Linked DNA regions of Mus musculus: regions 2 and 3 are each linked to region 1. A link is a loop called in an ENCODE intact Hi-C map of the cell type or tissue named here. Cell type or tissue: left cerebral cortex. All regions are shown on one strand.

Region 1 (8,000 bases):
ACACCCACCCTCACCCTGCTGCCAAACAAACCCAAAACAACAAACAAAACAACAAACAGAAGCCCTGCCCAGATAAATAAGAAGCCAATAATGAAGGAGTGCGGTGGTATACACCTGGAATGATGTGTGGCACACACATCATTTGGCAAGTAGAGGCAGGTGGATCAGGAGTTCAGGGACAGTGTCAGCCAGTTGAGGCCAGCCTGAGATACAGAGTAAAACTGTTGTCAACAAGACAAGTCTTTTGGTCCAGACAAGAAATGGCAAGATTAGCCTAATTATTACTTTAGGAATGTGGAAGTTAAGGCTCAGAGCGGTCATGTGTCTTCCTGAACCCACACAACAAGGTTCGGTTCCTGTGCAAGCTTCACTGCCTCCCTGAGCTTGGCCCTAGCCTTGCGGCAGCCCTGCAACAATGAGACCGAGACTCAGTGGCGAATCAGTAAAGGCAGAGATGTGCATCCAAGTCTCAGCCTGGGGCCCAGTGAGAGAACGGACCCACTCCCTCCCCAAGTGCCCCAGTAAATCCTGGCACTTGTGGCGGGTGTCTGGCCTAGCTGCAGGTGGAAGCCTGGGGCACACCTCCTCCACCAGTAGGCTCTGCAGCTCTCGCTGACAGTCCTGCATGCGCTGGCGGTCGGCGCTGTCCACCACCCAGATGAGGCCATCCGTGCTCTCAAAGTAGTTCCTCCAGTAGGAGCGCAGAGACTTCTGGCCACCTACATCCCAGATGTTCAGCTTGAATCTGGGAAGGAAGGGGCGATGAAGGTCAGGCTGCTCCTGCCCTCCCAGCCTCCTCCCAGCCCCACAATGGCCCTCGGTGACCCTACTCACCCGCGGTGCTCCAGGGTCTTGATGTTGAAGCCCAGTGTCGGGGAGATGGTGTCCACGTCTTCTCCATTGAACTTCTTGAGGATGGTTGTTTTGCCAGCGTTGTCCAAGCCACTGGGGCACAAAGGCTAAGGAGAGGTCTCTGAGTTCTGTTGGAGGACATGTCATCACACTACCACCCTCCTAGGGACTAGTACTTTCCTACTGTATGTAGAAGCAAGTTGAGCACGTGCCTGACCCATAACTGGCTTGAGATAAATGTAGAAGTATGAAAATGGAATTCTATCATGTTGACCAACTCAAAATAACTTAATTTACGCATCAAATATTGAGTGCCTATTAAGTGCCAGGCCCCCTCTGATGTTGGGGGACAAACTCATCACCCTTATGAAGCTTAAACACTAGCAAAAGTCTAAGTAATGGGGCTGGAGAGATGGCTCAGCAGTAAAGAGCACATGTTGCTCTTATAGAAGACCTGGGTTCAGTTCCCAGCATCCACCTGGTGGTTCACAACCAAATGCTGACCTCTGTGGGCACCAGCCACTCACCCCAGTGTACAGACAAAGTTCTCACATCCATAAATAAGTGTTAAAAAATTAAAGACTAGGGCTGGTGAGATGGCTCAGTGGGTAAGAGCACCCGACTGCTCTTCCGAAGGTCCGGAGTTCAAATCCCAGCAACCACATGGTGGCTCACAACCATCCGTAAGGAGATCTGACGCCCTCTTCTGGAGTGTCTGAAGACAGCTACAGTGTACTTACATATAATAAATAAATAAATCTTTAAAAAAAAAAAATTAAAGACTAAATAAAGCAGAAGAGAAGGTTGGGTACTTGGAACCAGTGAAGGACATTCCTGGAAGGAATGGCTTTCAACTTAAGATACCAGACAAGGCTCTGTGGGGTCTTGAGGCCCAAAACAGATGGGCCCAGCCTTCTGAAGGACCAAGTAAAGGGCAAGTATCTAGAGGTGGCAACCACCTTCATCTGTCTCTGGAATGATCCACAGCCTCCGTTGCAGAGAACAAGCCAATAGGTGAGCTCAACCGCAGGTGAGACTGTGGGGCAGCCAAAGCCTGAGCGGAGGGGAGAAGGGACAGGCTCTACATTTAGGACCTCTTCCTACTCACTTGACTCTGGCTCTGTGACTCCCACCTTTGAGAGGCACGGGTGAATACCTTCCACCTTCTGCAGCCCAACTCTCACCTTGGAAAGCCAGCAGATTGTCTTGTCAATCCAACAACATCCACTCTTCCATCCCTTCTCCTCTCATCACCAAACTCTCGCCTCACGCCTCGAGTGCTGCGCACTACTGCAGCAGAACCTGTCTCCACCCACTCCCCCACCATCTGCTGAGTCGGCCACAGCTTCCTCTGGGGTGCATCCTGGGAACAGGTGTTATACTCCATTGTACCAACTTCCATCTTTTGGCTTGTATTGTTTTTGTTTGTTTGTTTGTTTTCTTTTGTTTTGTTTTTTTTGTCTGGAACTCTATGTAACGCAAACTGGCCTCAAACTTGTCAAAGTTCTCCAGCCTCTGCCTCTTGAGTGCCAGAACTACAGGCATGTAACACCATGTTGGACTTTTCCTGCATTTTGGTTTTTTTTTTTTTTGAGACAAGGTCTATGTAGCCTTGGCCGGCCTGGAACTTGCTCTGTAGACCGGGTTGGACTCAAGCCCGTAGATTCACCTGCCTTTACCTTCTGAACGCTGGCATTCGAGGTGTTCGATACCATGCTCATTTTTTGTTTGCTTAGAATATTTTGAGTTTTTGCCTACACGAGGACCTCAGGACTGAAGTTACACAAGGCTGTGAAGCACCAAGTGGGTACTGGGCACTGAACCCCTGTTCCCTGGTTCTTCACCACTGCACCAGTTTTACTTAGCCTCTTGCTTTCTACAGGTCTACTGTTAGCAGACTGGCTCCTGATGCTTCCTGAAGCCTCACTTTGCCAGGTAGGTCTCCGAAGACCCCCTTACTGCTCTCCACTGGCCGGGTGGCCCAGCTTCTGCTCTGCTCCGGGCGCTGCTGCTCTTTCCTTGGCCCTCTCCCAGACCCCATCCTGTTACCCTCATCTGACTTCACACAAGCGTCTACACCTGGGTCTCAGCACTCCCCAGCTGGGCCATCCCATGATCGTTTCTAGGCTGATGGCTGCTACCTACCTGCCCAACAGTCAGGGTTGGTGTCTTCCCAGGGACATGCGTCTCTCATCTCAGCAAGTGGCTCCTTGTCCTTCTGAACACTCTGGCCAGAGACCAGTTCATGCTTGGCTACATCTCCCTCATTGTCTTCTCCCATTCAGCAGCAAGTCATAATACTCTCCTACTACCACCATGGTCTAAGCCACCATCCTGTGCTCCCTTCATAGTCCAGCTGCCTAAATGGCCCCAGCCCATGGGCTCTCCCTCTCTCCAGCTCTTTCCTTCTCAACCTTTCTTGAACATGCCTGTCTTATCCTCCTCCAGGGCCTTCGCACTTGCAGGTCCTCTGCTTACGTTTTCCCAGCTCTCTCTACCTCCTTGTGGACTCTATTCTTCTCATCCTACACTACATATCTTACTTGCTTTATCAATTTTTTCTCCCCTTTCATCACAGAATATCTGAAATGAAGCCTTTTTCGCTTCCCTGTTTTACCGAATTCCCTAACATAGGTGCTTGGAGGTCATCTAATGAGTGTCTTTCTCAGAATTGTCTAAAACACGCACGAGTGGTAAAGTTCTACGTGCACATTAAATTTCCTTTTCTCCCTCTGCTACTTTGTGGATCGCAGATGCCTAGGTGGCCCGGCACAGTGCAAGACGGGTGATGCAGGTGCCAGTTAATGCGGTGAAAGGTCGCTGGTGGCCTTAAGTGACAGCGGGACCTGTGGCCAACCGAGTCCACGCCTACTCGCAGGAGCCTAGGCGGTCCTCGAGACCCTGGGATTCCGACCCTAAGGGAAGCGCCAAGGCCTACACCCGTAGATGAAGGGGAGGGGGTCAGCGCCAGGGAGGAGCAGGGCCCACGCTCGGGCCAGCCCGAGGCAGCGTGACGTCCGAGTCACCACCACTGCGTCGCGCCTCGCAGTGATACTGGAGTCCCAAGTCTAGGCCGGGCCTTGAGACCACCGGGCTGCCTTCTGCACGCCAACCCCCACCCCGCAGAGTGGTACGGCCCTCCCCGGCCCCGCGCCGAGCAGTGGTAGCGCCGCGTGCGTGACGCACCACCGGCAATAGGTACCCACGGCGGCCGCGCCCCCCCACGCCCGGCTCCGCCCACCCGGCGGGCCCCGCTACCCTCGCGACCGCTCTAGCGCTCGGAGGATACAGCATGAGCAGCCGCAGCTCTCGCTCTTTCTGCTTCATCTTCTTCAGAATGGTCAGAAGCCCCATGATCCCGTAGCCCCCTCCCGGCCGCCGTTTCTTCTAGTCCCGGGACCCCGCTCCCGTCTCCTATTGGCCAGCCTGGCGCTTGTGGCCGCCCTCGTTGTCACGTGACCACAGGAGTGCAGGGCGTCGCCCCCTAGAGGCGCTGCGGCGACTTTGAAGCCTGCTGCGTTAACCCTTGTCGGGAAGGCAGAGGGTTGGTGGGGACAAGGGAGAAGTCCCTAAGCCTTCCGACTCCGAGGCCTCGGTCGGATGCCAGACAGAGGCTGACTTTCTCGAGCAGTATCTCGTCTGGGTAGGGAGTAGCCGCGAAGAGATTCTGAGCTAGGAGTCGGAATCTGGTTCCACAAAGAGCTGACGAATCATCCGGGGACTGTAATACGGTTCCCACCAGTGCATCTTGTGACTTCCATTCATTTACCAGTGACGGAAAACCGTTGGTCCTGGTCCGGGACTCTGTCGGAAATGGCTCTGTGCGTTCACTTGAGGATGATGACTCCCCCTAGGGGCCATTTCTAAATGTGCGGACAGTATGGCCTCCTTGGGTTGTTTAGAGTTCCAAGCTCCCCGCAATGCAGGGACCAGACCCGCACAAAGGATTGAGTGCTATCTAGGACCCTATCAGGTTGAGACGCTCTATCCCAACTGTTAGGATAAAACTGGCAGGGCAGAGCCTGTCTCAAAAAACAACGATAAAAAACCTGAAGCCCACCTGGTGCTTAGCCTCATGGCTGCTGGCATGTACTAGCTGTACAATCAGATTATCTTCAGTAAATGACTTTGACAAGAGTTCTTTAAAAAAAATTTTTTTTTCTTTGCTGGTTGTGTTGGCACATATCTTTAATTCCAATGCCTGGGTGGCATAGACAAGTGGATCTCTGTGAGTTTGAGGGCAGCCTGGTCTGTATATATATTGAGGACAGAAAGGGCTACACATCTGAGACCCTGTCTCAAAACAATCATCATTGTTGTGTGTAAACTCTGTATGTGTGTGTGTGTGTGTGTGTGTGTGCGCGCGCGCGTGTCTGCACATACCACTGGAGATCAGAGGACAACTTTGTGGAGCTGATTCTCACACTTTTTTTTTAAGATTAATTTATATGTAAGTACACTGTAGCTGTCTTCAGACCCCTTAGAAGAGGGCATCAGATCTCATTATAGGTTGTTGTGAGCCACCGGTGTGGTTGCTGAGATTTGAACTCAGGTTAAGAGCAGTCAGTGCTCTTAACCGCTGAGCCATCTCTCCAGCCCCGATTGTCGCACTTTTATGTGGGTTCCAGGCAGGGAATTTAGCATCAGACTTTCTCAGCAAGTTTTTTTTTTTTTTTTTTTTTTTTTTTTTTTTTTTTTTTAATTGGTGAGATTTCTCACTGGCCCAAAGAGTTAGTTTCTCTTTTTTTGTTTTTTGTTTGTTTTTGCTTTTTCCGAGACAGGGGTTTTCTCTGTGTAGGTTTTTCTCTCTTTCTTTCTGGCTGTCCTGGAACTCACTCTGTAGACCAGGCTGGCCTCGAACTCAGAAACCCGCCTGCCTCTGCGTCCCAAGTGCTGGGATTAAAGGCATGCGCCACCACTACCGGGCAGAGCTAGGGTTCTATTTAATTGTAACCATATATGTGTTCTTGAATGTGTGCACATATGCGTGTTTGTGCATGCATGGGTGCATGTGTGCGTGTGTGGGTTCCTCCACAAGGAAAATTGTACTGAGACTTTTTGTTTTTTTTAAAAAAACATAGAAGTCTTATGGGAATATGGTTTTGTTTTACTCCCAGGTGTGGGGAATGGGGCTGCTTCACAGCAGGTGATTGTGATTTGTCTCAGGCTCTAGCAGGGCGTGGTTTTGCCAGCTGTAAATAGTTTCTGCATGTATGTGATGCTTGGAATTCTGGATACTTTTCAGAGGTGTATAAACTGCCCAAAAGTGGGTTGTTAGTTGTTATTGGCAGGTTGCTATAGTCGTACACAAAGAGACAACAACAATAACAACAATAAATTAGATATTGTGATGTCAAAGATCAAACTTGCCCCCAAGGAACTCAACATACCTAATCAGCAGGAAATAATCTATAACATTGCCTTCTTTCCTACCTCTGATTTTAATTTGGGATTTCTTTCTCTCTCCTTCCTTCCTTCCTATCCCATTTTATCTTTTACCTAGTGTTAGGGGATTGAAAAGGTGGAAAAAGAAGGGTGGAAGAAAAAACCCACAAAGTAGCCAAAGTCTGGCTACAGAAATAAATAAATAGGGGCCTAGAGAGATGGCTCAATGGCTAAGAGCACTGACTGCTCTTCCAGAGGTCCTGAGTTCAATTCACAGCAACCACATGGTGGCTCACAACCATCTGTAATGGGATTCAATGCCCTCTTCTTTTTATTTTTTTTAAAGATTTATTTATTATATCTAAGTACACTGATGGTTGTGAGCCACCATGTGGTTGCTGGGATTTGAACTCATGACCTTTAGAAGAGCAGTCAGTGCTCTTACCTGCTGAGCCATCTCTCCAGCCCCCCTGGTGCTCTCTTCTGGTGTGTCTGAAGACAGCTACAGTGTACTCACATAAATAAAAATGATACATCTTTAAAATAAAAAAATGTGTTGATTTTTTTTTTAAATGTGTTCTTTTGAGTGCTGGGACTTAAGGTGTGTGCCACCACTGCCTAGCTAAATGTAATAGTCTGGTGTAGCTGTGGTGGTTTGAATATGCTTAGCTCAGGCACTGACACTATTAGGAAATGTGACCTTGTTAGAGGAAGAGTGTCATTGTCGGGGTGGACTTTGAGCTCCTCCTCCTAGATGCCTGAAAGTCAGTCCTCTCTTTGTCACCTTTGGAACAAGATGTAGAACTCTCAGCTCCTCCAGTACCATGCCTGCCTGGATGCTGCCATGCTTCTCGCCATGATGATAATGGACAGAACCTCAGAACTTGTAAGTCAGTTGTCCTTTATATGAGTTGTCTTGATCATGGTGTCTCATCACAGCAAAGGAAACCCTAAGTCAGCAGGTCTTCACTCTCTGAGTGGCTGAGGATGGACCTTGAGCCTGGGTCCTGAATCCTCCTCCACGGTGCTGGGATTGGAGGCATCCTTTACCACATTCCAGTTGGCTATAAGAATTTCAAAACACAAAACAAATCAATTTAACCAAATCTCCACAGTTGTGAGAGCTGCCTTCTTCCAGAGGAGGACTCCTTAAGTAGGCTGTGACATACGGCTGAGTTCCTAAGGCCCTGTGCAGAGGGTTCGGTTGACCCAAGGAAGGAAACAACTGAGCTTGGCTTTCGCTGGATCCCATGGCTGGTGCCTGCTAAGGCTAGAAGGTGGCTTGATCCGGGACTGTAGGGCTAGCAGGGAGACAGAGACTCCTCCCAAAACTATAAATGAGTAAAGCAAGTGTCCCCTTCCAAAGAGCCGCTCCTCTCCCGTCACCTTCGAAGGCAGTAGTGAACATAACCAACTTTTTTTTCTGGAACAGAAATGAAAACTACTAGGACCCAGGGACCCTTTCTTAAGTGAAAATTGCTAATCGTTAAGCATTAGAAGTCCATTGAAATATTTGTACCCGTTTTTTATATCTAAACATTTCAAAGGTGACTTTAGATACATTTTCTATTTCATTCTTCTTAGCACTGTAATGCTGTCTACAGCATTACATACCACCTTGAACGTCTGATCTCTTCTGGACTTGGAAGCTAAGCAGGGTCAGGTCTGCTTAGTCCTTGGATGGGAGAACTCGGAGGACAGGTTTGCACAGTGCTGGAGTTCATAGACTAAAGCCTCTGCTCAGCCACCAGCACCTAAGTCTA
Region 2 (8,000 bases), 190 kb after region 1:
AACTCAGAAATCCGCCTGCCTCTGCCTCCTGAGTGCTGGGATTAAAGGTGTGTGCCACCACGCCCGGCTCCTCATGACTCTTAAGTGGGTTCCAGGAATCAGAGTTAGGTCCTCAGGCTTTTGTCTGACAAGTGCTTTTACCCAGCGAAATGTCTTAGCTAGCAATTAGTTACAGGTTTTGAAAAGTCAATTTTCGGGGTTGGCAAGATGGCTCAGTGGTTAAGAGTGCCGACTACTCTTCCGAAGGTCCCGATTTCAAATCCCAGCAACCATGTGGTGGCTCACAACCATCTGTAACAAAATCTGATGCCCTCTTCTGGAGTGTCTGAAGACAGCTACAGTGTACTTACATATAATAAACAAATAAATCTTTTTTAAAAAAAGTCAAATTTTCCAATTCTTTGCTTATTTTTCAAAATAGAGTTTCTCTGTGTAGCCTGGATGTCCTGGAACAGGCTCTGTAGATCTGTTTGGTCTCAAGCTCAGAGATCCACCAACCTCTGTTTCCAGAGTGCTAGGATTAAAGACATGCACTACACTGCTCAGCAATTTTTCCAGTCTTTACATACAAAAAAGTTCTTTTTAGCTGGGCAGTGGTGGCGCATGCCTTTAATCCCAGCACTCGGGAGGCAGAGCCAGGCAGATTTCTGAGTTCGAGGCCAGCCTGGTCTACAGAGTGAGTTCCAGGACAGCCAGGGCTACACAGAGAAACCCTGTCTTGAAAAACCAAAAAAGTTCTTTTTATCTTATGTATGTGGATATTTTGCCTGTGTGTGTGTGTGTGTGTGCCTGTGTGTGTGTGTGCCTCTGTGTGTGCCTGTGTGTGTGTGTGCCTCTGTGTGTGCCTGTGTGTGTGTGTGTGTGTGTGCCTGTGTGTGTGTGTGTGTGTGTGTGTGTGTGCCTGTGTGTGTGTGTGTGTGCCTGTGTGTGTGTGTGTGTGTGTGTGCCTGTGTGTGTGTGTGTGTGTGTGTGTGTGTGTGTGGTGTGTGTGTGTTGTGTGTGTGTACCTGTGTGTGTGCCTATGTGTGTGTGTGTGCCTCTGTGTGTGTGTGTGTGTGTGTGTGTGCCTGTGTGTGTGTGTGTGTGTGTGTGTGTGTGCGAGCATCATGTACATTTACTGTGCTTGTGGTTCAGGCATTGGGTCTTCTGGAACTTTTTCTTATTTTAGATTTAAAAAATTTTTATATATATATATATAAAATCTGTGCACCACATGCATGCATGGTGCCCTCCCAGGTCCAAAGGGAGCATCAGATCCCCTGGAAACAGAATTACAGACTGATGTGAGCCCCTTTGTGGGTTCTGGGAATCTAAATTGGGTACTCTGCAAGGACCACTGAACCATCTCTCCAGCCTGAGAACTGAGTCTCAAAAGTTGTCCTCTGACCTTGGCATGTGTCCTCTGTGGCATGAATGCCTTTCATAAATAAGTGTTAGAAGAAGGAAGAGGAGGAAGATGGAGAAGAAGGTGGCGGCGGCAGTGGTGGCTATACTTAAAGCAGTTGCCTGTCTGTGGAGTATGTTCCCCTAACTGGGCTGCCTTGTCTGGCCTCAGTGGAGAGGATGCTCCTAGCTCTACAGAGACTTGATGTGCCGGAGGCGGGGGGGGGGGGGGGGGAGGATACCCGAATAGGGGGCTCTAACCTCCCAAAGGAGAAGAGGGGAGAGGCAGACTGTGTGAAGGGGAGAACTGAGAAGGGGAAGCAGAGATTGGCATATAAAGTGAATAAATTAAAATTTTAAAAGAAGAAAGGAGCAAGAGGAGGAGACAATGACATGGAACCCCCTAGCAATATGTTTCGTCATCACTGGGGGAGGGGGGGCTGCTGCCGCCCACACAAGAGACTAGGATAATTCTGTGTGACTCTGAATTATTATTTCACAGGACCGAGTTGTTAGGGTGTCCACCCCAAGGAGGGAGGATCTAGACAGATAAAAGGCTCCTAGGAGTCCAGCTTGGGAAGATAAAGGAGTATAGCCCCGTTCTCTCTCTTCCAGGCTGACCATTTATTTATTACTCTTCTTTGCAGAGAGGTGTTTTGAGACATGGTTTTCTGTGTAGCCCTGGCCATCCTGGAACTCTGTAGACCAGATTTGCTGGGGACTCTGAGATTCTCCTGACTCTGTCTCTGAAGCCCTGGGATTAAAGGTGTGCACCCCACTCCTGCCTGGCTTTCTTTGCTACCCTTGAAGGCTTAGTTGTTTTTGTTTTTTGTTTGTTTTGTTTTTGGTTTTGTTTTGTTTTTGAGACAGAGTTTCTCTGTGTAGCCCTGGCTGTCCTGGAACTCACTCTGTAGAGCAGGCTGGCCTCGAACTCAGAAATCTGCCTGCCTCTGCCTCCCAAGTGCAGAATTAAAGGCGTGTGCCACCATGCCCGGCTAAAGGCTTTGTTTTAACTGGACTAAGTCTTAGGAGTCCTCTCCATGAGCTCAGCCTCCAGGCCTGGCCAGAGACCGAGGCTGCTCTGTGCCATGCTCCTTGTCTTCGTGCACCGTCTCTGCAGAACAATGTGGAACCAAGTCATGGGGGCTTCCTACCTGCTCCTGACAACATTTTGGGGATGCCATCTTCAGAGGAGTTGAAAACCTTGTGGATTCTGCCAGCTCTTTTGAGGTCTAACCACCAAGGCATAGTATCTGTTGGTCCAGAAATACCCTTCTCTCTGGGCCTCCTTTTTAACAGTATCAGTTTGGGAACACTTAGATTGGCATCTGCATTGTAGTTCCTCTCTCCAGTTTCCCTTGGTCTATAACAGCAATAACCCTTAACAACAGGCACACTGTGCCATGGCTTAAGACATCTTGCTTCATAGAAAACCTGTTAGTCATTCCCACGACTGATTCAAACTTACAACCTTCAGCTGCTGCACGCCAAGCATAGCATCGACAGCTGCTTCTAACCGACAGGACTTCCTTTAGAAAGTGGGAAGTCGGTTGGGCAGTGGTGCACAACTTTAATCTCAGTACTAGGGAGGCAGAGGCAGGTGGATTTCTGAGTCCAGGTCTATAGAGTGACTTCCAGGACTACACAGAGGAAACCCTGTCTCAGGGAAAAGAAAAAGAAAGAAAGTGAAAAGTTTGTGCTCATTCACTTCTGACAGCCGGTGTCTGAGAGGTGATATTCAGCGCCATCCTGGCTGACCACCTAGGCGATACGACGGATAAAAGCTGCATGAAGTAACTTTCAAGAATATGGGCCACTCAAGAGCAGCTACAATTGCCCAAAGTTTCCAACACCCTGCCCACAAAACACCGATTTTAAAAGGCTTGAAGTTCAGAGCAGAATCAATGCAAACCTGAGTTCAGAGCGCCACCTAGTGTAACAGCTGTAGAAGAGCATACAGATTCTGACCACAAAAGACCAACGTATTTTGGGAAAGTCAGTTTCGGTGCCCATCCCATGTTCTTTCCAGGACTCAGATGTGACTGGTTTGCTGAATCTGACAAACAGGCCCGCTAAATGATCTTCTGCAGTACTGTGGAGCTATTCTAGGGCTGGCTGTCGTGGCGCATTCTGTGGTTGCCGCTCTGTAGTTGGAGACTGGAGGATCAGGAGGTCAAGGTCATCCTCCGCTGCACAGCAAGTCTGAGGCCAGGTCATAGGACTCCTCCTACAGGACTGATGAACCCTTGTCTCAAAGGCAAACGAAGAGGCTTGAGAGATAGCCCTGGCTTCTGTGCCCCTTGCTTGTTGCTTCATTGTCAGCTCTCCTATCACACTGTCATAAGGTGACAAATTCAAAGGGACCCACGCCAGAACTGCCGTTGTGAGCTAAAGAAACTCATTGTCTTTATACAAGTATTCAGCTTTAAGTCTGGGACAGAAGTGAAATGGTGGGCTGGTACATCATTTGGAAATAGGTTGTAAGCACTGTGAGCCTTGATTACCTACGTACCATGTTAGGATAGACTAGAGACCTCCCTGGATTCATACATTCAAGCTCTTTTATAATAAATTAGGGGGCTGGAAAGATGGCTCACAGGTTAAGAGCACTGGCTGCTCTTCCAGAGGTTCTGAGTTCAATTCCCAGCAACCACTGGTGGCTCACGACCATCTTAATCTGATGCCCCTCTCTGGTGTGACAGCAACAGTGTATTTACATAAAACAAATAAATCTTTAAGGAATAAAAAATTATACATAAATAAAAAATAATTAGTATTTTAATTTTTAAGTCTGTTTTTGTTTTGTCTTGTTTTGGGTTTTTTGTTTTGTTTTTTTGTTTTTTGGTTTTTCAAGATAGGGTTTCTCTGTATAGCCCTGGCTGTCCTGGAACTCATTCTGTAGACCAGGCTGGCCTCAAACTCAGAAATCTGCCTGCCTCTGCCTCCCAAGGCATGTGCCACCATGCCTAGCAATTTTTTTTTTTTAGTAATTTTTTTTATTGAAGTTTATGTGTACGGGTGTTTTGCCTGCATGTATGCCTGTGTTCCACATGTATCATGGAAGCTAAAAGAGGACATTGGATTCTGTGATATCTGATTTACAGACAGTTGTGAGCCACCACCGGAACCTCTGGAAGAGCAGTCAGTGCTCTTAACAGCTGAGCCCTTTCTCCAGCCCCAATTTTTGTGTTTGTTTTCTGAGACAGGATCTCACTATGTAGCCGTGGCTGGCCTGGAACTTGTTTGCAGAGTACTAGGATTAAAGGTATGCATCACCATGACCAGCCCCTCTTCAAAAGAATAATATATAGTTTATTCTAAAGCCAAATTTGAGTAACCATGGTCCAGGAATACAAATTTAGGTTAATCCAAACTCCATGTTCCAATATGACAGCAATTTCTTAGCTTTACAGAACAAAGAAACTTAAAAATCAAAGAAACTTTAAAATGCATGGGTAGATGTAGCTGGATGGTGATGGCTCACACCTTTAACCCCAGCACTCAGGCAGAGACAATCAGATCTCTCTGAGTTTGAGGCCAGCCTGGTCTACAGAGTGAATTCCAAGACATCCATGGCTACACAGAAAAACCCTGTCTCTAAAAACAAAAAACAAAACAGACAAACAAACAACCAAAAAAGAAAGAAAGAAAGAAAGAAAGAAAGAAAGAAAGAAAGGAAGGAAGAAAGGAAGAAAGAAAGAAAGGAAGAGGTTCTGCTTGTATATGTGTGTGGTGTCTTTACACCTGTGTAAGGAGCTGCTCAGATGTGGAAAACAGAAAGATCACATATCCTTCTTTATGACTCTCTCTGTCTTCTTCCCTTTACACAGGCTCTCTCTCTGAACCTGCAGCTAGGTCGTTAGGCAGGAAGTCCCAAGACCCTCCTCCCTTTAACCCCCACACTGACCCCATTCCCCATCCATGCCCTATAATGCTAGGATTCCAAACGTATAAGTGAATTCTGGGTATTTGAACTCAGGTCCTCCTACTGGTACAACAAAAGGCTCTCAGCTGCTACATCATCTCCTCAGCTTCATCTATTGAGGTCTTGGTCTCAGACAAAAAGACTTCGTTTTGGAAACAGGGTCATTACAGACTTCGTGAATTAAGATGAGGTCATGAAGCCTTGTGGGAGGGGTGGTGCCATGTGGACTGGTGGTGAACATCTATAATCCCAGCATGGTGGAGGCTGAGGCAGGAATATTGTGAGTCTGTGGCCAGTCTGAACTAAAAAGCAAGATCCTGTCTAAGGTAAAACTGACCTTGAACTTCCTGATTTTTTTTTTCTTTTCTTTCCTTAATTTTATTTTACCTATGTGTGTGCATAAGGTGCCTGCTTGGAGCCTGCAGAGGACAGCAGAGAACATTGGACCTCCTAAAGTGGGGCTAAAGACCCAGTTGTGAGCAAACATGTACATACTGGGAACGCAGGGTCCTGAGCCAGAGCCGCCAGGGCTCTTAACTCTGAGTCATCTCTGAAGTCCACCCTGAGTTCCTTGCCTCTAATTTCAAGGACTGGTATTGGATCATAGACCAGTCTTGCCTTGAGCTCACCAAAATCCTTCTGCCTCCGCCGTACTGTGTTCAGCCTTGCATTCTTTTTAGGTGTGGATGTTTCGTCTGCCTTTTTATGTGTGTGCACCAAGTCAAGCTTGGTGGAGGTCAGAGAAAAGCATGGGTCCTCTGGAAGTGGAGTTACAGATGGTGAGCCACAATGTGGGTGTGGGGACCTAAACTTGATCCCAGGTCCTTTGCAAAAGCAACAAGTGCTCTGAACAGCTGAACCAGGTCTCCAGCCTCCTTGTAGTGTTTTAGAGCAACAGTTTCCCTCACATCTTAAACTGGCCATAATACACACTGCAGGGGCGCTACTGCGCCTGAGTTTAATCCTAGGACTACAATCTCCCAGAAGTCACGGAGGAACTTCTTCTGGCGTGATCCTAGATGACCAATCGTTGAGGAGCTCAGCTTACCCGCCCTGGAGCAGCAGGACTACTTCTTCCATAAGCCATTGCGGGTTTGGCTGTCATTTTCAGATTTAGAGAGGGCCGGGTGAGCAAGGACTCCCCATTTCCCAGCAGGCAGTGCGGCCATAGGAGGCGCGGGACTTCATTTCCCAGCAGGCTTCAGGCGGCGGGCGCCGCGGTGCCTTGTGTGGGATGTAAGCGCGGAGGTGGGCGCGGGGGACCGAAGCCGGGACTCTCCTTGGGACTTGTGGGAGGCTGGTTTGGGTTTGCCTTCTGGACAGGCTCCAGAGGGCCGGGTAGAGATTGTAGGGACTGGAGGGGCGGCCTTTGAGGGTCCCCAATAGGTCTTTGGGAGCAGCCTCATCGGGGCTGGGGGTCCCGGAATTGTAAGGAACTAGAAGGCCCTATATAGCCTTGGTTGAAGGGTCTCAGAAACCGAGCCGCCGCCCGTGAGCACAGGACGAAGCGGCTGGCGAAGCAGAATTGTGGCGGAGGGTAGAGCCTTAGCCGAGCCTGGGAGGGGGCTCTCTCGCCGAGCCCGACCCTCCCTCCCTCGGCTCGCCCGCAGGCCACCGCCCGCCGCCATGGGGCTGAAGGCCGCCCAGAAGACGCTGTTCCCTCTGCGCTCTATCGACGACGTGGTGCGCCTGTTTGCTGCAGAGCTGGGCCGAGAGGAGCCTGACCTGGTGCTCCTGTCCTTGGTCCTGGGCTTCGTGGAGCATTTCCTGGCTGTCAACCGTGTCATCCCCACCAACGTGCCGGAGCTCACCTTCCAGCCCAGCCCCGCACCCGACCCTCCTGGTGGCCTCACCTACTTCCCGGTGGCCGACCTATCCATCATTGCTGCCCTCTATGCCCGATTCACCGCTCAGATCCGCGGCGCTGTGGACCTCTCCCTCTATCCTCGAGAGGGAGGTGTTTCTAGTCGCGAACTGGTAAAAAAGGTCTCGGATGTCATATGGAACAGCCTCAGCCGCTCCTACTTCAAGGACCGGGCCCACATCCAGTCCCTCTTCAGCTTCATCACAGGTTGGAGTCAGACAGGTGGTCAGGAGAGCAAATGAGTGTTGTCTTACCTCTTCTCATGTCTGAACAATATGGCTTATAGCCCTTTTGAGACTTGTAAACCTTGTGTGGTGGGGCAGGTATTATTTCTCCTTCGCAGTTGTGGAAAGAGAATTCTGAAGAGGGGAATGTCAGAATGACAGGGCTGAGACTGGAACCTGGTCATTTGGTGCCAGCTTTTACTCCCCAGTCTTTCAACAGTCCCAGCCCTGCCATTGAATAGCCAGAGGGATCTGGCAGCCCAACATATGGGGAAAGAAGGTGGTAGCAGACTGGGGAGGTAGGACAAATGGGTGGGTACATTTGAGACAATTAAGATTATACCTTTGAAAATATTTTGAAAGGAAGCACGGGCTTGACTAAGGACAAAGTGCTTCAGCTCTCCGTGCAATGTACTGAGCAAGCATCTGAGGCCTCTTGTGAGCTTTGAGGAAAAAAGTGCAGAGATAAATCAGAACATGAAGAAGGGAGGGGTGGGGGTTCGTGGGGTCATGGGCTTGCTCTCCTTGACACAGTCTGATAGCTGTACAATAGACACTGGGTTAAGTCATTATGTTAACAGAAGTACTTGGTGTAGAAAAGGGA
Region 3 (8,000 bases), 77 kb after region 1:
TGAGTTCGAGGCCAGCCTGGTCTACAAAGTGAGTTCCAGGACAGCCAGGGCTACACAGAGAAACCCTGTCTCGAAAAACAAAAAAAAAAAAAACAAAAAAAAACAAAACAAAAAAAAAAACAAACCTTGTCTTAAAAACAAATGTAGTGTGCATGAATTGTTAGAGGGAATGTGAGCACATTTCAACATGCCAAAGTTGCTGCTGCAGAGGCGACTTGTGTTTTTTTTTGATCCTCTGTCAGTAGGAAAATTAGTCACGAAGACAATCTAGTCATTCTTGCCGTCCCTGGGAGGCCACCTGGAATAATCCAAGGTGTGGTTTGCTTCCCAGCACAAGACGCTTTCATGTCAGTGAAGGTAGGATACAAAGGGGCTGACTCTGCTTTTTGGATGGACATACAGTGACAGGTAGGGAGTTCATGCCAAGCCATGTGAAATGTGATCACATTTGAGGTGTAAAACTTGGTTTTATTTTATTTAACTGATTTTCCTACAGAGATGAGGCCCTATAATCTCCCCTGGGTTTTGATGTACAACTGAACATTTCATAGTCCGATACCTCTTTCCATCACATTTACTGTGTCTCAAACATACCTTTAAATGTCTCCAATTGAAATTCTATTGTGAATTAAAGCAACCAAAGAAAACCTTGCCACACAATTTACCCTGCCAGCCAGGAGTCGTATACAAATAGCCAATTGGCTGAGATACTCATTTGGGCTCCATTTGCTTGAAAGTGGTGATGCTGCCACAGCAGTGGCATTCTCTGGGCTTTCCTCCTCCCCTTCAGGGCCAAGATGGAGACTTCTAGTGAAGCTTCCAGCAACAAGAAGCCTCTGAAGGAGAGCAAGAGGGTAAGCATCAAGATGGGAGCTTTGAGGCTCTGAGGGCCCCTTCTCTGTTACAGGCTGGGCTCCTGTTACCCGCTCTGCTTGGTCCTTGCTGCACACTGAACTCATTCTTGGGTTTCATTCTCTGCAGAATGACATTCAACTATTCTGCACTTGTCACTGTCCCCAAAGTAGTTGGATAATGAACACACGCGTGGATCTTTTCATGTTGACAGTCTTTTCAACTTAACTGCTCGTGTTTTATAATTTAAAAATAGGTCTGAATTGAATGGGTGTGAGATCCGAAGTAGAATCTTCACTGTAGAAAAGTTTTTGCCTTAATCTACATTGGCGTTTGATCTGGGCATGTCTGGTTTTAGCAGGTGAGGGGGCCATGTATCAACACTAGACGTAGGTGGGGAGTGGAGGTGCACACCTGTAACTCTAGCACTCTGGCCATGGCAGCAAGATGGCTAGAGTGTGAGGCCTGCCTAACTACACTGTAGGTTTCAGGTCAGCAGGGCTGTGGAGTGAGACTGGGGGTGGGGGTGGGGCTGTGAAGTGATGTCTTCAGGACCCAACGGTCAGTGTATTCATAACCTCACAGCAGCCAAGCTGAGCCAAGTTAAACCCAGACAAGATCTAGGCAGTTATCACCCCTTCATGGAAGGGGAAGGGCACTCAAGCTCAACCCCTAACTAAGGTGCTGGCAGATCATGAACTGCTTGGGGAAGAGAAGTCATTTTGTGCCAGGGTGTAGCCACTGGTAAGCTGCCATGGCCTAGTGAATAACCCTACACACATACACATGCAGGTAACTCTATGTTGTGGGTCCAAAAAGCGGGGGGGGGGGGGGGGGAAGGAAGTGATCCAGTGTAGTATTTACACGGATAGAATGCTGAAAGGTATATTTTTAAATTACTTTGTAGAAGAATTCAGGAAGCTGGTCACCATGGTGGCACATGCTTTTATCTCGGCATTTAGGAGTCAGAGGCAGGATCTGAGCTTTCTGATTTATGGTCAGCCTGTGCTCTATAGAGTCCCAAGGCCAGCCAGGGCCTCACAGTAAGACCTTGTCTCTAAAATAAACAGAGGGTTGAGAGATGGCTCAGCAGTTAGGAGCATTCGCTGCTCTTGCAGAAGACCTGAGTTCAGTTTCCAGTATCCATGTTGGGCAGCACACAACTGCCTGTAACTCCAGCTCCAGAGGGTCCAATACCCTATTCTGGACTCTGTGAGCACCTGCGTGCACACACACACACAGACACACACACACACACACACACACACACACACACACACACATACACACACACGAGTGAGATGGCTCATTTGTCAAAGGAACCTACTGCCAAGCCTGATGACGTGGCTTCCATCCCCAGCACCCACAATGTGGAAAAAAAGATCTGACCAACCTGAGAGATTCAGACTTCTATGCATATGCCATGACAGAAGCACACCCTCATGTAGGCAATTTTTTGTAGCCTACTTTAATAAGGGTTCAACCTTCCCTCTAGCCCAGCACCCACCAGAGGTAGTGGGAAAGAAAGGTTATTAGGATATAGGGAAAGGAAGTGCACTTGTTTAGAAATAGTTCTTTAGGGTGATTCCAATCTTTGTTGTTCTCAGTCCAGTCCACTAGCAAACACCAAACACTAATCAGCAGCTTCAGTCCAGTCCACTCAGCAGACACCACACATGAATCTGCAAGGGCAGTTCAGTCCAGAAGAAACGTCGAGACTGGCCAATCGGCCCAAGTCCATGGAAGTGGCAAGAAGCTGCAGGAACCTCAGGAGAAGTTCTTTGATAAGTTTCTCTCTATGAAGTCACCACAGGCAAAGCTCAGCAATGCAGTGTCAGGCGAATCAAGGCATGCATGTCGTCAGTGAAGACTAGGGGCGAAGCAGAGTGAGCAGTGCTTGAGCTCCCGCTGTCTGTGGGGTCAGATTTACGCCCTTTCTAAATATCAGGTGTCCTTTCAGGTGTCTGCTTCAGCAGAGCATCATTATAACCTAACTGAGTCTCCAAAGAAACCAGACATTTCCACTTTACCCTCATGCACCTCACATTCCGACATCCACATAAATATGTAGTTAATCCCGGGCATGATTGCCTGTGCCCTTAATTCTAACACTTGGGAGGCAGAGGCAGGCAGATCACTGTCAGTTCAAGGCCCGACAGAGCTACATAGACTCTGCCCCTATTGCCTGAAATTTAAAAAGTAGCTAAAAGGTTGAAGAGATGGGTCAGTGGTTAAGATCATTACTGCTCTCCAGCAGTTCTGAACATTAAGGGCAGGCAGCTCACAGCTGCCAGTAACACCAGCTCCAGAGAGCTTCCCTGCCCACAGAGACCTCTGTCTCCTGTGGGTACTGCTCACACACATGCACACACACTCCACACACACACACACACACACACACACACACACACACACACACACATGTAATTCAAAGTAAAATAAATTCTTTAAGTTATAAAAAAAGAGAGAGAGAGAGAGAGAGAGAAAACTAACAAAGCCTCCAAAACAGGGCCAGGCTGTCACAGCGATGTGACTTTACTTGATTTATTTGATGGTTTGTTTCTTCATTTAAATGTTCACATACTGGCCACATCTCCATTTTAAGTGCTGATAGTTGTCTTCAAAGTGACACATTTTAGCCAGGCAATGGTGGTGCATGACTTTAATCCCAGCACTCAGTGGGCAGAGCTACATAGAGAAACTCTGTCTCAGCCCCATCTCCCCCCACCAAAAGAAAGTGGCAAACATTATTTCCTCCCCCTTTTAAATATCTTGTAACTATTATATGTGCCTTATAGATATTTTTAAATTTTTTTCTTTGTGTCTCCAAAGTAGTTCTGATCCTAAGTTCCAGGTACTAACAGCTCCCACCTTGGACTTCCCAGGACCCACAACATAGTCAGTGAAGAAGCAAAGAAGTACCGTATGCATTTGTGTTTAGTATGTGCCAAGTACTCAGGCTGTCGAGCCTCTAAAGCCCCCAGGAATGTCAGGCCAGGCAATCAGATAGCTGTGTGCCTCCAGGAAGCACAGGCTACCTAGAAAACATAAAGAGGTCATGAGGGGAAAGTCCCCTGGGAAAGCTGAGGCCCTTGAAGAGCCCAGGCCAAGAGAGAAGAATTCAACACTTTTTATGCCTGGAGGCCAATGCATCAGGAACTCAGTGCTGGGAATTGTTATTGGACAGATTAGCAGGGACTAGACAGTGATCGGCCTTAAGTCCACCAGGATCTCGGGAATGACCTAAAACCTTCTGGAGTAAAGTGCTAAAACAACCTCACTTCTAATCTTTTGTCACATGGTTAAGGCATGTTGTGTGCCTGGACACCCAACACACATGTAAAACCTGACTGCTTATTTCCAGGAGTTTATCAAGCACTTGACTGTGCCCTTGGGAATATAGACTTCTGCCTCTGAGAACAGGGTTAGAAGATGGAGTTTTGTGTCAGCCCCACAGCACACCGAGTATTTTTGAGCCAGGAGCTGTTTCCTCTACACTCTCAGCCTCTGGAAGTCAAGAAGAGAACTGAGAAAGTACAAGAGGGGTACATGAAGCTCTGGAGAACAAAGTGCTCTACAAGCAAGATAATTGCTACAAAGGAGCATTCCCCTCGCACTACCCTCCGTACCTTCCTATTCTTAGTTTGACACATCATCTCCTGCAAGAACAGTACCCGCAGCTTCTTACTCAACACAATTACCTTTTCATCTCAGCTCTGGGCTGAGGAAAGCTGAGCAAAGGAGCATGTTTATTGATTTTCACTCGACGCCCAGAGACAGCCTCCATCACAGACCCTGTTCCTGCAAAGGATTTCTCCTAAATTAATGTAACCACAGTGACTCTCAGTGCAAGCCACTTGAGCTGGAAGAATTGAATCTGTTCCTATGGCTCCGTGCTTGGCATCCTCCCACCCCTTTGAAGAAAGTTTGGGTTATAGGAGCACATACAGCCAGGGAGGACCGTGCATGTCTGAACACATTGAAAAGCTTTAGCAGGGAACGTGTGAGAAGAATGCAGTACCTGTCTCCTGAGCTCTGTTTGGGGAAGAATAGGAAGGGAGACCCTTTTCTTTTTTGTTCTTTCGGATCCCAGACCTAAAGAGCCAGACTACGAAAGGGTCACAAAGATAGTAGAGAACAGATAAATGACCCGATGTGGACCAGACTACTCAGTGTATTCTCACCTCTGCTCCACTTTTAAGCAGGTCTGATTCTGAACTGTCAGTGGCTTTCAAGGTGTGACAGCCTGATGGCCCTCCTCAGTGGCAGCACAGTCTTCCTCAGCTGTCTCTCCTCTCTGTAGTTTGTGCCTGTACACTAAGCTACCCTTTTTTGTGAGAGGAGTTGCCTTGTTTCTGGGATGGCCTTTGCCATCTGACCACTTATACCCAGCCCTCATAAATGCTGGACTCTTCAGTGTTCCCTGCAGCGAGATGTAAGTCCAGAATCAGAGTTTCATTAAGTCTCTAAGAATTACCCTTTCAGCCGGGCGTGGTGGCGCACGCCTTTAATCCCGCACTCGGGAGGCAGAGGCAGGCGGATTTCTGAGTTCCAGGCTAACCTGGTCTACAAAGTGAGTTCCAGGACAGCCGGGGCTATACAGAGAAACCCTGTCTCAAAAACAACAAAACAAAACAAAACAAAACAAAAACAAAAAAAGGAAAAAAAAAAAGAAACCCTGTCTCAAAAAAACAAACAAACAAACAAAAAAACAAAAACAAAAAAGAATTACCCTTTCAAAAAATTAGAGCTAGGCCCTTGCTGTCTAGGAGGGTAAGAAAGGCTTTCTTCCTCCTGTAGCTCTCTCTCATCTGTAGGAACAGGACCCTGGGCATGCCATAGATACCAATGGGAAGAGTTTGTGAAGATACTCAGAAAGGTCTACCGTTATAACTTGAAATGTATGCTTGGAATAAGGGCCAGTGCTGACTTCCTAGGGACCTAGTGCAACTCTGTCTCCCCAGTCCCTTATACAAACTCTTCACCAGAAGCACACTGAAGAGCACCCATGCTGCTGTGCAGTCAGGCCCTCAGGCTGTACTGGGTGAGGACAGGCCAACTGTTAGAGAGTCCAAAGAAAATGTACGCTTGTTTCTGACCAACAGAGCATTTACTGGAAATGTGGACCTGGAACCAGGTTGTATGCTATCCTCTTCAAGGTACAAAGGAATTTCTACAAAGAATGGCACATGGAGAGATAGAAGATTGCATGGTATCATACATGCTTTTCCTCTATCATGTTTCCACCATGCCTGGCTCTAGCCATTCTTTTTGTTTGTTTGTTTTGTTTTGTTTTGTTTTTTGAGGCAGGGTTTCTCTGTGTAGCCCTGGTTGTCCTGGAACTCATTCTGTAGACCAGGCTGGCCTCAAACTCAGAAATCTGCCTGCCTCTGCCTCTGCCTCCCAAGTGCTGGGATTAAAGGCATGCACCAACTGCCTGGCTCTAGCCATTCTGATACATTCTAGCCATTGTATTTACTCAGTAATGGTACTGTGCCCTTTTCAGCAGGTCCCTGCCCAGGAAGCCCTGCTCTCCCTGACCAGCTTCTCACCCTAATTATGACAAAATCTCATTCATCTGTCAAGGCTCTACCCAAATGTCACTGTCCCTGTGAAGTTCTTCCTTAACAACTGTCACCTACTTTGCAACCATAGCACTACAGACTCATGGGGGCAGCCTCACCACATTGGCTTGTGGTACAGTCGTGCTGCATGGACTGTACCAAAATGACATCTGGGTCGTCTAGTTTCAGCACCAGAAGGCACTTAGCAATAGGGATAGAGGAAAACCCAGGTGGGCTTGTTCCGAGCTCCTGCTTCATATGGTTTTAGAGGGTCTACGTTAGGAAGCTGGAGTGACCAAGAATAGAAGGAAGTATAGGACTTGCTTGGTCAATCAGAAGCCAGTAGCACCCTGATCACAGGCCATACAGGATGAAGTCTTAAGATTTTATCCTTAAAAACAAAAAAGAAAAAAAGACAGACAGGCAGACTTGGGGGAGGGGCGCTATGCTTTTAATCCCAGCACTGGGGAGGCAGAGACAGGTGGATCTCTGTGAGTTTGAGGCCGTCCTAGTCTACAGAGAGTTTCAGGACAGCCAGGACTACACAAAGAAACCCTATTGAGAGAGAGAGAGAGAGAGAGAGAGAGAGAGAGAGAGAGAGAGAGAGAGAAAGGGAGGAGAGAAGAGAAGAGAAGAGAAGAGAAGAGAAGAGAAGAGAAGAGAAGAGAAGAGAAGAGAAGAGAAGAGAAGAAATTGATTTTATCCTTGGTCTTTTCTGTTTGTTTTATTTTGTTTTTTGTTGTTGTTTTGGTTTGGTTTTTGTTTGTTTGGTTTTGTTTTTCAAGACAGGGTTTCTCTGTGTAGCCCTGGCTGTCCTGGAGCTCACTTTGTAGACCAGGCTGGCCTCCAACTCAGAAATCCACCTGCCTCTGCCTCCTGAGTGTTTTGTTTTTTTTAACAGAGCACGGACGAAGAAGCCCAGCAGGAATATCAGGACACCCCAGCTTCTAATGCCATTGCTGTCAAGGAACAGGGTAAGTTTGGGGAGATTCTTGCTTGTTTTTGTTCTTTGAGACAAGTTCTTGCTTCTTGAACCTCCTCCTGCCTTAACCTCCTGCACTCTGAAATTACAGGCAGGAGCCACCATGTCCAGCCACCCCCTGCTTCTGACATTGAACTCAGTAGCCCAGAAATTCCAAAACATTTCCTAATAAAGTGGAAGGTTTCAAAGGAAAGCTGGAAGGGGTATGGCCCCTTCTGTGCAGCTGAGGAACTATCTCTGGGAAGCACTTTCTCTTTACCTGTACCTGGGGCATCAGCACTGAGATCGAAGGGGCAGAGGCTGGAGCTGGAGCTCAGTTGGTAAAATACTGAATTTACTTGCACAAAGTCCAGGGACAACCCCTAGCACTTCCCCAAAACAGCCAAGGTACACACCTGCAGTCCTAGAACTCCAGTGGTTTACTAAAAACCAAGTTAGAGGCTGGCCTGGGCTGCATAAAATTTTGTCTCGAAAACAAATAAATAAACTCAAGGTATAGACAGATGCTCTGCCTGGTCTAGGGATGCCCGTAGAGGAATAACCTTCCAGCATTCTGATCTGTTACCCCGAGTAAGGACACGGAGTGGGATGCAGTTATCCAG

What was found. Hi-C counts contacts between places; a loop is a spot of excess contacts. Peaks named below come from ENCODE experiments on the same cell type or tissue, not always from the same donor. Only the 100,000 strongest peaks of a DNase experiment are listed, where the experiment ranks them.
Region 2: a loop joins it to region 1, with 2.5 times the contacts of the local background. A loop is called at or near these places in 8 of 42 quality-filtered maps.
Region 3: a loop joins it to region 1, with 2.4 times the contacts of the local background. A loop is called at or near these places in 4 of 42 quality-filtered maps.

What each region holds. Positions count from the first base shown.
Region 1 is chr19:6,136,896-6,144,895 of GRCm38, forward strand. Arl2 (ADP-ribosylation factor-like 2) reads right to left here and starts at 4,242. Exons shown (of 5, transcript NM_019722.3): 1 at 4,142-4,242; 2 at 835-945; 3 at 583-745. The coding sequence starts at 4,206. It overlaps LOC115489019 (a long non-coding RNA gene), which reads left to right. Exons shown (of 3, transcript XR_003952891.1): 3 at 2,735-5,019. In left cerebral cortex, CTCF peaks have their summits at 4,374 (motif pointing left) and 4,686 (motif pointing left); DNase peaks (open chromatin) are centred at 2,153, 4,057, 4,284 and 4,648; H3K4me3 peaks cover 2,334 bases; H3K27ac peaks cover 2,455 bases.
Region 2 is chr19:6,328,527-6,336,526 of GRCm38, forward strand. Men1 (multiple endocrine neoplasia 1) reads left to right here and starts at 6,487. Exons shown (of 10, transcript NM_001168489.1): 1 at 6,487-6,556; 2 at 6,919-7,379. The coding sequence starts at 6,935. In left cerebral cortex, CTCF peaks have their summits at 3,318 (motif pointing left) and 6,250; DNase peaks (open chromatin) are centred at 3,314, 6,406 and 6,947; H3K4me3 peaks cover 1,849 bases; H3K27ac peaks cover 1,608 bases.
Region 3 is chr19:6,214,356-6,222,355 of GRCm38, forward strand. Majin (membrane anchored junction protein) reads left to right here. Exons shown (of 11, transcript NM_001165919.2): 8 at 791-854; 9 at 7,318-7,390. Among named protein-coding and RNA genes, the nearest start is that of Gpha2, 8.0 kb to the right of the region's middle. In left cerebral cortex, no CTCF peak of the experiment used is centred here; no DNase peak of the experiment used is centred here.